Regions from separate parts of the Homo sapiens genome. Here region 2 is linked to region 1. A link is an interaction called in ENCODE POLR2A ChIA-PET data of the cell type or tissue named here. Cell type or tissue: GM12878. All regions are shown on one strand. Each heading gives the region's core, and the rest is flanking DNA. Links, peaks and the distances in the headings are about the cores only.

Region 1 (6,343 bases), core at 1,458-3,957:
TATATAAACCAGGATACAGCCTCACCAGACAGCAAATCTACCATGCCTTGAGCTTGGACTTCCAGGCTCTAGAACTGTGAGCAAAAGCGTCTGTTGTTTAAGCCACAAGCCTATGGTGGCTTCTACTTCAGCAGCCTGAGCAGACTAAGACAGACCTCCAAGCGGAAGCATGAAATCACTGCCAGACGTGTGCATCTGAGCTCAGAAGGAGGTCAGACGCGGATGCAGGCGTCACCCATGGGCAAGCAGTGTGTAAGGCACAGGCGTGGTCCAGAGCACACAGGACGAGGGTGTGCAGAGAAGAGAGGGAAGGGGCGTGGAGGGAGCCACATTCAGAGCTGGATGAGGGGGAGCCATCAGCCAAGACAAGGAGGAGAGGCCAGAGCCCAGAGGGAGGGGGAGAGACCGCAGCAGCCTCTCCACCTGAAGTCCGAGGGAGAAAGGCTTTGGCGGCGAGGCCGGCTGTGTGGGCAACATGAGCGCTCAGGTGATGGTGGCGAGGGCCCTGGACCGCCATCAGAACTCCCCAGCGCCACGAGGAGGGAGCCTTAGCTCTGCCCTCCACAGCAAGGAGAAGTAGGTGGCAAAGGGGGCATGGACAGCCAGCAGGGACCACACTTCATCGCTAACATCTGTCATGGATTTTGCCCAAATTGTACGAGATTGGATGGCTGTAGAGTTGGGGAGTGGCCCCACAAAGATGTGTCCAAGTCCTAACTTCTGGTACCTGTGAATGTGACCTTATTTGGAAACAGGGTCTTTGTAGCTGTAATTAGGAGGGGCATCTCGAGATGAGATCATCCTGGATTTAAGGTGGCGTTAAATCCCATGACTGAGGTCCTTATCCGAAAAAGAAGAGGGCAACTGTAGACACAGACACAGGAGAGCAGCCACGCGAACTCGGGTGGCGGGGCGGCGGGAGCTGGGAGAGGCCTGGGTCAGACCGTCCCTTAGAGCCCTCAAGAAACCAGCCCTGCCCACACCTTGATCTCAGACTTCTGACCTCCAGAACTGTGAGACGACATATTTCTGTTGTTTTAAGACCCCCGCTTTGTGGTAATTTGTTACGATAGCCCTAAGCAGCGAGTACACGGGCCAAGGGAAAACTCTGCCATGAGTTCCATGCAAACACGAGCAAACTACAAACTACAGAATCCCCCAACCCTGAGGCTCACTCGGGCAGACCCTGGAACCGCAGCTGTGTCCCTTGAAAGGAGCTCCATCCTGGGGAAAGAGCCATCTTCCGACCCCAGCTCAGAAGAGAAGACTCGAGTCACAGATTTTATTAAATGAGGAGGGCTTTGTGGCAACCTTTTCCGTTTTTTAAATTTCTATCTACAACTGTCATACAGTGAACAAAACCAACAAATTTAGAACCTGGAAGTTTGAGAGGTAGTGCCTGTGGTGGGACGGGCACAGGATTTCGAGGCATAAACCTGGTTTCCAACCTCAGTGCTGTTCCTGGCCTCCTCCGACACCTGGGGGTGTGTTGTGCAACCTGCAGAGATTCAACGTCCTCCTCTGAAAACTGGGATTAACACTTCCTTATGGAGTTAATAAACAAGAAGATAATTCATGTTAAAGTACCCAGGTCACCGCTGATGCTAGAATACTGACACCAGCCCTACCACAAACAGGGCCACAGTGACCAGATGGACCACATCCTTCTTATTTCAGGTACAAAGTAAACGTCTGAGCAAACATTTTCATTTGTAGCCTTTCTGGAAATCAGAAAAAGCCTAAATTGTAGGCAAGTACCCATATTGTTTCCTATTAAATAGTTCATCAGTGTGGATTTTCAACTCAATTTATATGGTAGTTTATCTTAGATGAGAACTAAAAGTGAAAGTGAAAGAGTTACAGTTGATTCCGTTTTTTAAACATTTGTGAAGTGCATTAAGATATCTGGAGAGAGAACAGGCATTTTTAAAAACATAAGTTTGGAGTTTTGCACTTTGGCTGTGTCTGTGTAAGCTGCTACTAGACAAGATCCCTGAGAATTTTTTTTTTTTTTAATGTTTTGATGACCTATCTTGGAGAATGAACAAAAGCTGGCAAATTGGGGATGGGAGGTAAACCTTGTAAGAAGAGATATACACAGGGAACTGTCCCATTTTGTAGCTTTGAGCCAGAGGTTAGAACAGCACAGAGTGGCAAACACTATGACAGAAAATCCACTGAAGGGTAAGGGGGAGCCCTAAAAAGAGAAGAGACATGAAGAGGAACCCCAAATTCTGTACATAAGCTCTATCCATGTCACGTCACTGGTTAACACCAGGATCACCAGGTGTGGAGTGACCCAAAGCAGCTTAGCCAAGGACTGAACTGAACCAAAACAGAGGCTGCCACCCAGGAGACAGAGTTCACATGTGAGTCAGACCCAACCAGACAGCACCAAAGGGAAACCACCAGCATTCACTGCGAGAACGTGCACCCCAGAGGCTCCTACGTCCTACATGAAGAACAGAGAAACGTGACCCAATCTCAAAGAACAGGACAACCAACCAACCTAAGCCCTGAGGCGCCAGTGCGGAGACAGCAGATGTGGGCTGTAAGGCGGCCATTCCAGCTATGCTTAGAGCAAAGAAAACACACTCACAATAAATAAAAAGATGGGACATATTAGCAGAGAAAAAGAAACTACTAAAAAGAACCCAGTGAGAAACTAACATTGAAAAATACAGTATCTGAAAATACAAATGTACCGGGTTGGCTTAACAGCAGAACGGCAATGACAAATGAATTAAAATGGAAGACAGATCATTTGAAATTGCTCAATATAAAGAAGAAAGAGGGAAATTTTTAAAAAAATGAACAGAATCTCAGGAACCTATGGGACAATATCAAAAGGCTTATATATCTGTAATAGGAGCTCCAGAAGAAGAAATGAGAAAAAAAAGTAGCAGAAAAAAAATCCGAAGATATAGTAGCAGGTAAGTCCCCAAGTGTAGTGAAAGATGTACATTTTCAGATTCAAGGATCTCAGAAAACCTACAAGCAGGATACACTCTAAGAAAACCACAATTAGGAAGATTAACATCAAGCTGCCAAAGACCAAAGATCAAGATAAAAAGAGAGCACAGCCAGGTAAAAATGACACATGACACACACAAGACGAAGACTTAAATCACTGCTGATTTCTCACCAGCATTTTTAGATGCCAGAAGACAGGGCAGCAAGATTTTTAAAGGGCGGAATGAAAATAAACTGTCAGCCTAGATTTCTAAAATCATTAAAATATCCTTCCATAGTGAAAGCAAAACAAAGATTTAAAAACTCAGATTTAAAAAACTATTCACGTGCAGCAGACAGGTACTGTAAGGAATGTTAAAGGAAATTCTTCAGGATGAACATATATTATACCTTATGGAAACAGGGAACTTCAGAAAGGAATAAAGAGCTTCAGAAATAGTAAATGAAGTGATTATTAATTTACTATTAATTTCTTTAAAATACATAGGGCTAAGCAAAAATTATTATATTCTCTTATAGGGTAGGTAATCAATGTAGATATAAGGCACATTAAAAGTGTGCTATGAAGAATGGGGGTAAATGGGCTGATAGAAAAAGAATGAAAAATCAAGAAAAAACTATATACTGTCTACAAAAGATCCATATTAAATATAAAGACACAAATAGGTTGATAGTAAATGTACCATGCAAAACTAAGACTAGAGTGAGTTTATTAATATCAGGAAAAAACAGACTTCAAAACGTAGTGTATTACCAGAAATAGAGATATTTCATAATGTTAAAAGGCTCAACTCATCAGAAAGACATAATTAAATATGTGTGTACCTAATAACAGAGCTTCAAATCACCAAAAGCAAAGGTAAAAAGAAAAAAGAATTAGGAGAAGTAAACCATATCGCAATATGAACAACACATCAGTAAAGACAATCAGAGAAAAATATCAGTTAAAAATAGAAGACATGACATCATTATCCACAAGCTTGAGCTAATTGACATTTATAAAACACTACACCTGACAGATGCAGAATATACGTTCTCCACAAGTTCACAAAAATTTTTAAGTACCATTTTCAGTAGCACAAAATGTTAAATATTTAATGATAAATCTGACAAAAGATGGGTAAGATTTACACATTGGAAAATACAAAACATTGTTGAGAGAAATTAAAGAAAGCCTAGATGAACTGAGAGATGTACCATGACAGGGGGTCAAAAGACTCAATATTGTCAAGATGTTATTTCTCCCAAAATTTGTGCGCGGTGCCAACATAATCTCAAAATTGCAGAATTTTTTCTGTAGTAATTGACAAACTGATTCTAAGATTCATATGGAAATCAAAAGGACCTCAAAAAACTGGAACAACTTTCAAAAAGAAAAACTAAGGTTAAGAACTAATGTCACCGGATCTTAAGACATATTATAAAACTACAGTAGTCAAGACTTGCATCCAAATGAATAAATAGGTCAATGCAATGAATAGTCAGCCCAGAAACAGAAGCACACAGATGTGGTCAATCAATTTTTCACCAAGCTGCAAAGGCAATTCAGTGGAGAAGGGATAGTCTTACAACAAATGATATGGAACAATTCTACATCTATAGGTAAAAAAATAAAAATAAAAAACTCGTATCTATACCTCATACCATGTAAAAATTAACTCACAATGGATTATAGACCTAATTATAAAATATAAACTATAAAACTTCTTGAAGAAAACAAGAGAAACTATTCATAACCTTGAATTAAGCAGAGATATTTTTAGATATAACATCAAAAGCATGATTGTTTTTTAAAAAGGTAAATTGAACATAAAAAATTAAAAACTTCTCTTTGAGAAATATTGTTAAAACAATGAAAAAGCAGCCACAGAATGGTACAAAATATTTGCAAATCACTTATCTTATAAAGAAATTGTATTCACAATATATAAAAACTCTCTAGACCCATTAATAATAAAACAAAGAAAAATACTGTAATGAGAAAAATATTTGAACACATCAGGAAGATTTGTGGATGATAAATGAGCACATGCACAGATGTTCTAGGTCATTGTTCAAAGGGAAAGCAAATTAAAATCATAACGAGACGCCACTGCATATGTATTGGAATGCCTAAAACCTAAAAGTCTTACCATACTAAGTGTAGGCAAAAATATGTAAGAACTGAAACTCTCATACACAGTCTGGGTTGGGGGATGTAAAATGGTCCAACCCCTGTGGACAAGAGTTTGAACGTTTCTTTCAAAATGTATCACCCAGCTTCCCACTGATAAGTATTTATCCAACAAAAATGAAAGCCATACATCCATACCAAGACTTGTACTCAAATGCTCACAGCATCTTTATTTGTAATAGTTCCAAACTAGAAACAACCCAAATATTTATCAACAGGAGAATGGATAAACAAATATCCATACAATGGAATACTATTCAGCAATAAAAACAAGTAAATGATTGATAAAAACAAAAAAAAAAGGTGAACCTCAAATAGTTATGCTGAGTGAAATAATTGGAACCAAAGAAGAAACTGTATGATTTTATTTGTATAAAATTTCAGAAAATGCAAACTAACTTACAGCAACAGAAAGTAGAACAGGGGTTGCCTGAGGATGAAATGTGTAGGGGTGGGATGTAGGGATTACAAAAGGGAGTGAAAAAGCTTTTGGGAATAATAACTATGTTTCCTATCTTAAATACAGTGGCAATTTCATAGGGTGTGTGTGTGTGTGTGTGTGTGTGTGTGTACATATATATGTGTGTATATATAAAAACAGCAAAATGTCCACTTTAAATTTATGTGGTTTATTATATATCAATTATAATTCAATAAAGTCATGATAAAAAGGAAATAATGACTATTAGTTTTCTAAATTTTATTAAAAGTATAAACCCATAAATCAAAGAAGCTCAGTGATTTCTCACACACAGGTACATCATAACTGATTTGCAGGAAAACAGTAATAAAGACAAAATTTCAAAAGCAAATAAATATACAAACAAAATAAAAACTTGTTGAGTTAGAATTCTATATTTATCAGGGGAAAAATCCTACAAAACGAAGGTAAAATAAAAAAGTTTTTTATACAGATCAAATCCAAAAGATTAGTTGCAAACAGCTCTGCACTGCAAAAAAATTAGTAAAATTTCTTCAGAAGGCAGAAAAGTGATACAAGAAGGAAACTCAAATCTCAAGAGAGCAATGAAAGTGCTTGAAATGGCAAACATACAGATAAATACAAAAACCTCTTAATTTTTTTAAAATCGCTTGAAAAGACTTTGTTCAAGACAAAAAAATTATATATTGTGGGGCCTACAGCATATATAAGAGTGAAATGTATGAAAGCACTAGCTTAAAGGATGAAAAGGGAAG
Region 2 (6,343 bases), core at 2,479-4,978, 87 kb before region 1:
AAGAGTATGACATAGCCACAACCTTGCCAGGGCCCGAGGGAGGGTGGATGGACTTATCCATCCCATAGGTGTGGCTCGTGGCTGGGTGACTTGCTTCTGCCAATGAGATTTTCACAGACACGGCAGAAGCAGAAGCCTGGAATGTGTGGCGCTGCCAGGCCTGCCCTCTAAGGCTCTTGATTTTCCCCACGAGATGTGCGTGCCCCAGGGAACGGCGGCTCTGGCTGTGGGATGAGAGGCATGTGGAGCAGGCATGGTTCCCATCCTCAGCCTGGAGTCAAGGCCAGACTAGATCAGCCTAAACCCAGCCACGCCACGGGTACAGCAGTGAAGAGCGAATGCCAACTGTCCATGACAGTGACTTTCAAAGGGGCGTGTCATGTGCCTCATCCCAGCAACAGGGAAGGCATTTCTCTATCAGTCAGTTGGTAAATGATTATTGACAATGTGTGGGAAGGTGGAGTGATTTGAGTAGATTTGGCTTCTATTCTCATGGAGCTTCCTTTCTAGAGGGGAAGGCAGATGATGGATGAATAAATATAAATGATTCTAATAGGTTGGTGCAGCAGTCATTAAAAGTAATGGCAAAAAAAAAAAAACGGGGAGGAGCCGGTGCTGCAGTTCATTAATAGTAATGGCAAAAACCACGATGACTTGTGCACCAACCTAACCCAGTAATCACGGGTGTGCAAATGTGGCGATGGGCAAGTTCCGAGTGCTAGGAGAGCATCTAGCTTCCCGGAGTCAGGAGACGGGGGTTGGCAACCTAACCAAGGTTAAGTCCAAGGGAGGGGGGTGGGCAGGGAGCGATATTTCAGTGGAGACTCCAAGGACGAATGGTATTTAGAGAGTAAACCCCGATAGAGAGGGTTTGTGTCTGGCACAGAGAAGAGCCTGTGCAAAAGCCAGCGGGGCGAGAGGACACCATGTGTTCATCCACCTGAGGGGCGACCAGCAGGCTGGAGCTCAGCGGGTTGAGAGGAGGATGCAGAGCCCGGGAAAGGCACCCTAGGCAGAGGGCACAGCAGGGCAAAGGCCTGGAGTCAGGCCTGAGCCTGTGTGGTTTGAGGAACGGACAGAGGCCTGCCCGGCAGGAAGGGAACAGCACAGGGGAGAGACCTTAGACCAGAGCAGAGGGCAGGGCTGTGCTGGGCACTGTGGGCTGTGGATGGTGCTGGCATTTAAGAGGGGAGACCATAGACCAGGGCAGAGGGCAGGGCCGTGCTGGGCACTTTGGGCTGTGGATGGGAGCTGGCATTTATGCTCAGGTGATGGGAATATGTTAAAAGATTTTAAGGAGGGGAGTAACAGTTGGGATTAATGTGTATTCTGGGAATCTCAACAAAGTAAATTCATAGTTCGAATTTTCATAAGATTTCTGCACAGGCAGAGAGAAATAAGATCGTGTCTACAGCTGTGTGATGATTTTATTTAAAAATATTACTAAGATTTTAAACGTGATTTCAAATGGTGTGTTTCTATTTCACATTGGACATAAGTAGATTGCAAGGCTAATGGAAAGTAGAAAAGTTAACTCACGAACATAAAAGAGATATCGATTTGAAAACAAAACATTTATTCATTTACTTCCGCTGCAGATTTCTTGACTGCTGAATTTCATGAGAAGGGATTGTTCTGTGAGGGTCGTGGAGCTGGAGATCCAGGTGGGAGAGGTGTTCTAGCTTGGGGAGGAGCTGATGTTCCACCTTGAGGGCCCTGCAGCTGCAGACCCGGAGAGGAGCTGATGTTCTAGATTGAGGGTCGTGCAGCTGGAGACCTGGAGAGGAGCTGATGTTCTAGTTTGAGGGTCTTGCAGCTGCAGACCTGGAGAGGACCTGATGTTCTAGTTTGAGGGTCTTGCAGCTGCAGACCTGGAGAGGACCTGATGTTCTAGTTTGAGGGTCTTGCAGCTGCAGACCTGAAGAGGAGCTGATGTTCTACATTGAGGGTCGTGCAGCTGCAGACCTGGAGAGGAGCTGATGTTCTACATTGAGGGGCATGCAGCTGCAGACTCGGGGAGGAGATGTTGTAGTTTGAGGGTCATGCAGTTGAGGACTCGGGGAGGAGCTGATGTTGTTCGCCTTGAGGGTCTTTCAGCTGGAGACTCAGGGAGGAGCTGATAATCTTGATTGAGGGTCATGGAGCTGGAGACCCGGACAGGAGCTGATATTCTACTTAATGGATCTTCCAGCTGCAGATCCAGGGAGGAGCTGATGTTCTAGTTTTAGGTTCTTGCAGCTGCAGACCCGGAGACGAGCTGATGTTCTAGATTGAGGGTCGTGCAGCTGAAGACTCGGGGAGGAGCTGATGTTGTATTTGAGGGTCATGCAGCTGAGGACTCGGGGAGGAGCTGATGTTGTTCGCATTGAGGGTCTTTCAGCTGGAGACTCAGGGAGGAGCTGATAATCTTGATTGAGGGTCATGGAGCTGGAGACCTGGACAGGAGCCGATGTTCTAGTTAGTGGATCTTCCAGCTGCAGACCCACGGAGGAGCTGATCTTCTACGGTTAGGTTCTTATAGCTGCAGACCCGGAGAGGAGCTGATGTTCTAGATTGATGGTCGTGCAGCTGCAGACTCGGGGAGGAGGAGATGTTGTAGTTTGAGGGTCGTGCAGTTGAGGACTCGGGGAGGAGGTGATGTTGTTCACGTTGAGGGTCTTTCAGCTGGAGACTCAGGGAAGAGCTGGTAATCTTGATCGAGGGTCACAGAGCTGCAGACCCGGCAGGAGCTGATGTTCTAGTTAGTGGATCTTCCAGCTGCAGACCCAGGGAGGAGCTGATGTTCTAGTTTGAGGGTCGTGCAGGTTCTAGTTTGAGGGTCGTGCAGCTGGAGACCTGGAGAGGAGCTGATATTCTCGTTTGAGGGTCATGCAGCTGAAGACCCGGGGAGGAGCTGAGGTTCTAGATTGAGGGCCATGCAGCTGCAGACCCGGAGAGGAGCTGATATTCTAGTTTGAGGGTCTTGCAGCTGCAGTTCCGGAGAGGAGCTGATGTTCTAGTTTGAGGGTCGTGCAGCTGCAGACCCAGAGAGGAGCTGATGTTCTAGTTTGAGGGACGTGCAGCTGCAGACCTGGATAGGAGCTGATGTTCTAGATTGAGGGTCAAGCAGCTGAAGACTCGAGGAGGAGCTGAGGTTCTAATTTGGGGGTCGTGCAGCTGAAGATCCAGGGAGGAGCTGAGGTTCTAGATTGAGGGTAGTGCAGCTGCAGACCCGGAGTGGAGCTGATATTCTAGTTTGAGGGTCTTGCAGCTGCAGTTCCGGAGAGGAGCTGATGTTTCTAGTTTGAGGGTCGTGCAGCTGCAGACTCGGAGAGGAGCTGATGTTCTGATTTGAGAATCTTGCAGCTGCAGACCTGGACAGGAGCTGATGTTCTAGATTGAGGGTCGTGCAGCTGAAGACTTGGGGAGGAGCTGAGGTTCTAATTTTGGGGTCATGCAGCTGAAGACCCGGGGAGGAGCTGAGGTTCTAGATTGAGGGTCTTGCAGCTGCAGCTCCAGAGAGGAGCTGATGTTCTAGTTTGAGGGTCATGCAGCTGCAGACTCGGAGAGGAGCTAATGTTCTGATTTGAGAATCTTGCAGCTGCAGACCCGGAGAGGAGCTGATGTTCTAGTTTGAGGGTCGTGCAGCTGGAGACCTGGAGAGGAGCTGATGTTCTAGTTTGAGGGACGTGCAGCTGCAGACCTGGATAGGAGCTGATGTTCTAGGTTGAGGGCCATGCAGCTGAAGACTCGGGGAGGAGCTGAGGTTCTAATTTGGGGGTCATGCAGCTGAAGACCTGGGGAGAAGCTGAGGTTCTAGATTGAGGGTCGTGCAGCTGCAGACCCGGAGAGGAGCTGATGTTCTAGTTTGAGGGTCTTGCAGCTGCAGTTCCAGAGAGGAGCTGATGTTCTAGTTTGAGGGTCATGCAGCTGCAGACTCGGAGAGGAGCTGATGTTCTGATTTGAGAATCTTGCAGCTGCAGACCCGGAGAGGAGCTGATGTTCTAGTTTGAGGGACGTGCAGTTGCAGACCTGGATAGGAGCTGATGTTCTAGATTGAGGGTCATGCAGCTGAAGACTCGGGGAGGAGCTGAGGTTCTAATTTGGGGGTCATGCAGCTGAAGACCCGGGGAGGAGCTGAGGTTCTAGATTGAGGGTCTTGCAGCTGCAGGCCCGGAGTGGAGCTGATATTCTAGTTTGAGGGTCTTGCAGCTGCAGTTCCTGAGAGGAGCTGATGTTCTAGTTTGAGGGTCGTGCAGCTGCAGACTCGGAGAGGAGCTGATGTTCTGATTTGAGAATCTTGCAGCTGCAGACCTGGATAGGAGCTGATGTTCTAGATTGAGGATCGTGCAGCTGAAGTCTCGGGGAGGAGCTGAGGTTCTAATTTTGGAGTCATGCAGCTGAAGACCCGGGGAGGAGCTGATGTTCTAGTTTGAGGGTCATGCTGCTGGAGACCTGGAGAGGAGCTGATGTTCTAGTTTGAGGGTCATGCAGCTGGAGACCTGGAGAGGAGCTGATGTTCTAGTTTGAGGGACATGCAGCTGCAGACCTGGATAGGAGCTGATGTTCTAGATTGAGGGTCATGCAGCTGAAGACCCAGGGAGGAGCTGAGGTTCTAGATTGAGGGTCATGCAGCTGAAGACCCAGGGAGGAGCTGAGGTTCTAGATTGAGGGTCTTGCAGCTGAAGACTCGGGGAGGAGCTTAGGTTCTAGTTTGATGGTCTTGCAGCTGAAAACCCGGGGAGGAGCTGAGGTTCTAGATTGAGGGTCTTGCAGCTGTGGACCTGTAGAGGAGGTGATGTTCTAGTGTGAGGGTCTTGCAACTGCAGACCTGGAGAGGAGCTGATGTTCTCGTTTGAGTATTTTGCAGCTGCAGACCTGGAGAGGAGCTGATGTTCTAGTTTGAGGGTCTTGCAGCTGCTGACCTGGAGAGGATCTGATGTTCTAGTTTGAGGGTCTTGCAGCTGAAGACTTGGGGAGGAGGTGATGTTGTTCGCCTTGAGGGTCTTTCAGTTGGAGACTCAGGGAGGAGCTGATGTTCTAGATTTAGGGTCATGGAACTGGAGACCTGGAGAGAAGGTCATGTTCTAGTTTGAGGGTCTTGCAGCTGCAGACCTGGAGAGGAGCTGATTTTCTAGATTGAGGGTCATGCAGCTGAAGACTCGGGTAGGAGCTGCGGTTCTAGGTTGAGGGTCGTGCAGCAGAAGACTCGGGGAGGAGCTGAATTTCTAGATTGAGAGCCTTACAGCTGCAGACCCGGAGAGGAGCTGATGTTATAGTTTGAGGGCCCTACAGTTGCAGACCCGGAGAGGATCCGATGTTCGAGATTGAGGGTCGTGCAGCTGAAGACTCCGGGAGGAGCTGAGGTTGTAATTTGAGGGTCTTGCAGCTGCAAACTCGGGGAGAAGCTGATGTTCTAGTTTGAGGGCCCTACAGTTGGAGATCTGTACAGGAACTGATGATCTAGTTTGAGGGTCGTGCAGCTGAAGACTCGGGGAGGAGCTCATATTCTAGTTTGAGGGCCCTGCAGCTGGAGATGCAGACAGGAGCTGATGTTGTAATTTGAGGTTGTGCAGCTGAAGATTCAGGGAGGAGCTGCTCATGTATTTTTAGGGTCATGGAGCTGGAAACCCGGAGAGGAGCTGATGTTATAGATTGAGGGTCGTGCAGCTGAAGACTCTGGGAGGAGGTGACGTTCTAATTTGAGGTCCCTACAGCTGGACACCCAGAGAGGAGCTTATGTTCTAGATTGAGGATCATGCTGCAGAAGACTCGGGGAAGAGCTGAGGTTGTAGTTTGAGGGTCGTGCAGCTGGAGAACCAGACAGGAGCGGATGTTCTAGATTGAACATCGTGCAGCTGAAGACTCGGGGAGGAGCTGATGATGTTCACTTTGATGGTCTTTCAGCTGGAGACTCAGGGAGGAGCTGATGTTCTAGATTGAGGGTCATGGAGGTGAAAACCCGGAGAGGAGCTGACGTTGTAGTTTGAGGGTCTTGCAGCTGCAGACCCGGAGAGGAGCTGATGTTCTAGATTGAGCGTCGTGCAGCTGAAGACTTGTGGAGGAGCTGAAGTTGTTTGCGTTGTGGGTCTTTCAGTTGGAGACTCGGAGGAGCTGATGTTCTAGATTTAGGGTCACGGAACTGGAGACCTGGAGGGAAGCTGATGTTGTAGTTTGAGGGTCTTGCAGCTGCAGACCCAGAGAGAAGCTGATGTAGTTTCAGGGTCTTGCAGCTGCAGACCCAGAGAGGAACTGATGTTCTAGATTGAGGGTCGCACAGCTGAAGACTTGGGGAGAAGCTGATGTTCTAACTTGAGGGTTGCGCAGCTGAGGACTCGGGGAGGAGCTGATGTTGACGGCTGTG

The links. ChIA-PET counts read pairs that join two places held together with the same protein. Peaks named below come from ENCODE experiments on the same cell type or tissue, not always from the same donor. Only the 100,000 strongest peaks of a DNase experiment are listed, where the experiment ranks them.
Region 2: POLR2A ChIA-PET joins it to region 1 with 7 read pairs; 5 of 35 experiments call an interaction of 5 or more read pairs at or near these places.

The regions. Positions count from the first base shown.
Region 1 is chr5:1,532,565-1,538,907 of GRCh38, reverse strand. No RefSeq gene overlaps it. Among named protein-coding and RNA genes, the nearest start is that of LPCAT1, 12 kb to the right of the region's middle. RefSeq lists a silencer at 2,454-2,591. In GM12878, for the core only: no CTCF peak of the experiment used is centred there; a DNase peak (open chromatin) is centred at 2,397; H3K4me3 peaks cover 1,648 bases; H3K27ac peaks cover 1,122 bases.
Region 2 is chr5:1,620,400-1,626,742 of GRCh38, reverse strand. It overlaps the pseudogene PDCD6P1 and the pseudogene LOC112267946. Among named protein-coding and RNA genes, the nearest start is that of MIR4277, 85 kb to the left of the region's middle. In GM12878, for the core only: no CTCF peak of the experiment used is centred there; no DNase peak of the experiment used is centred there.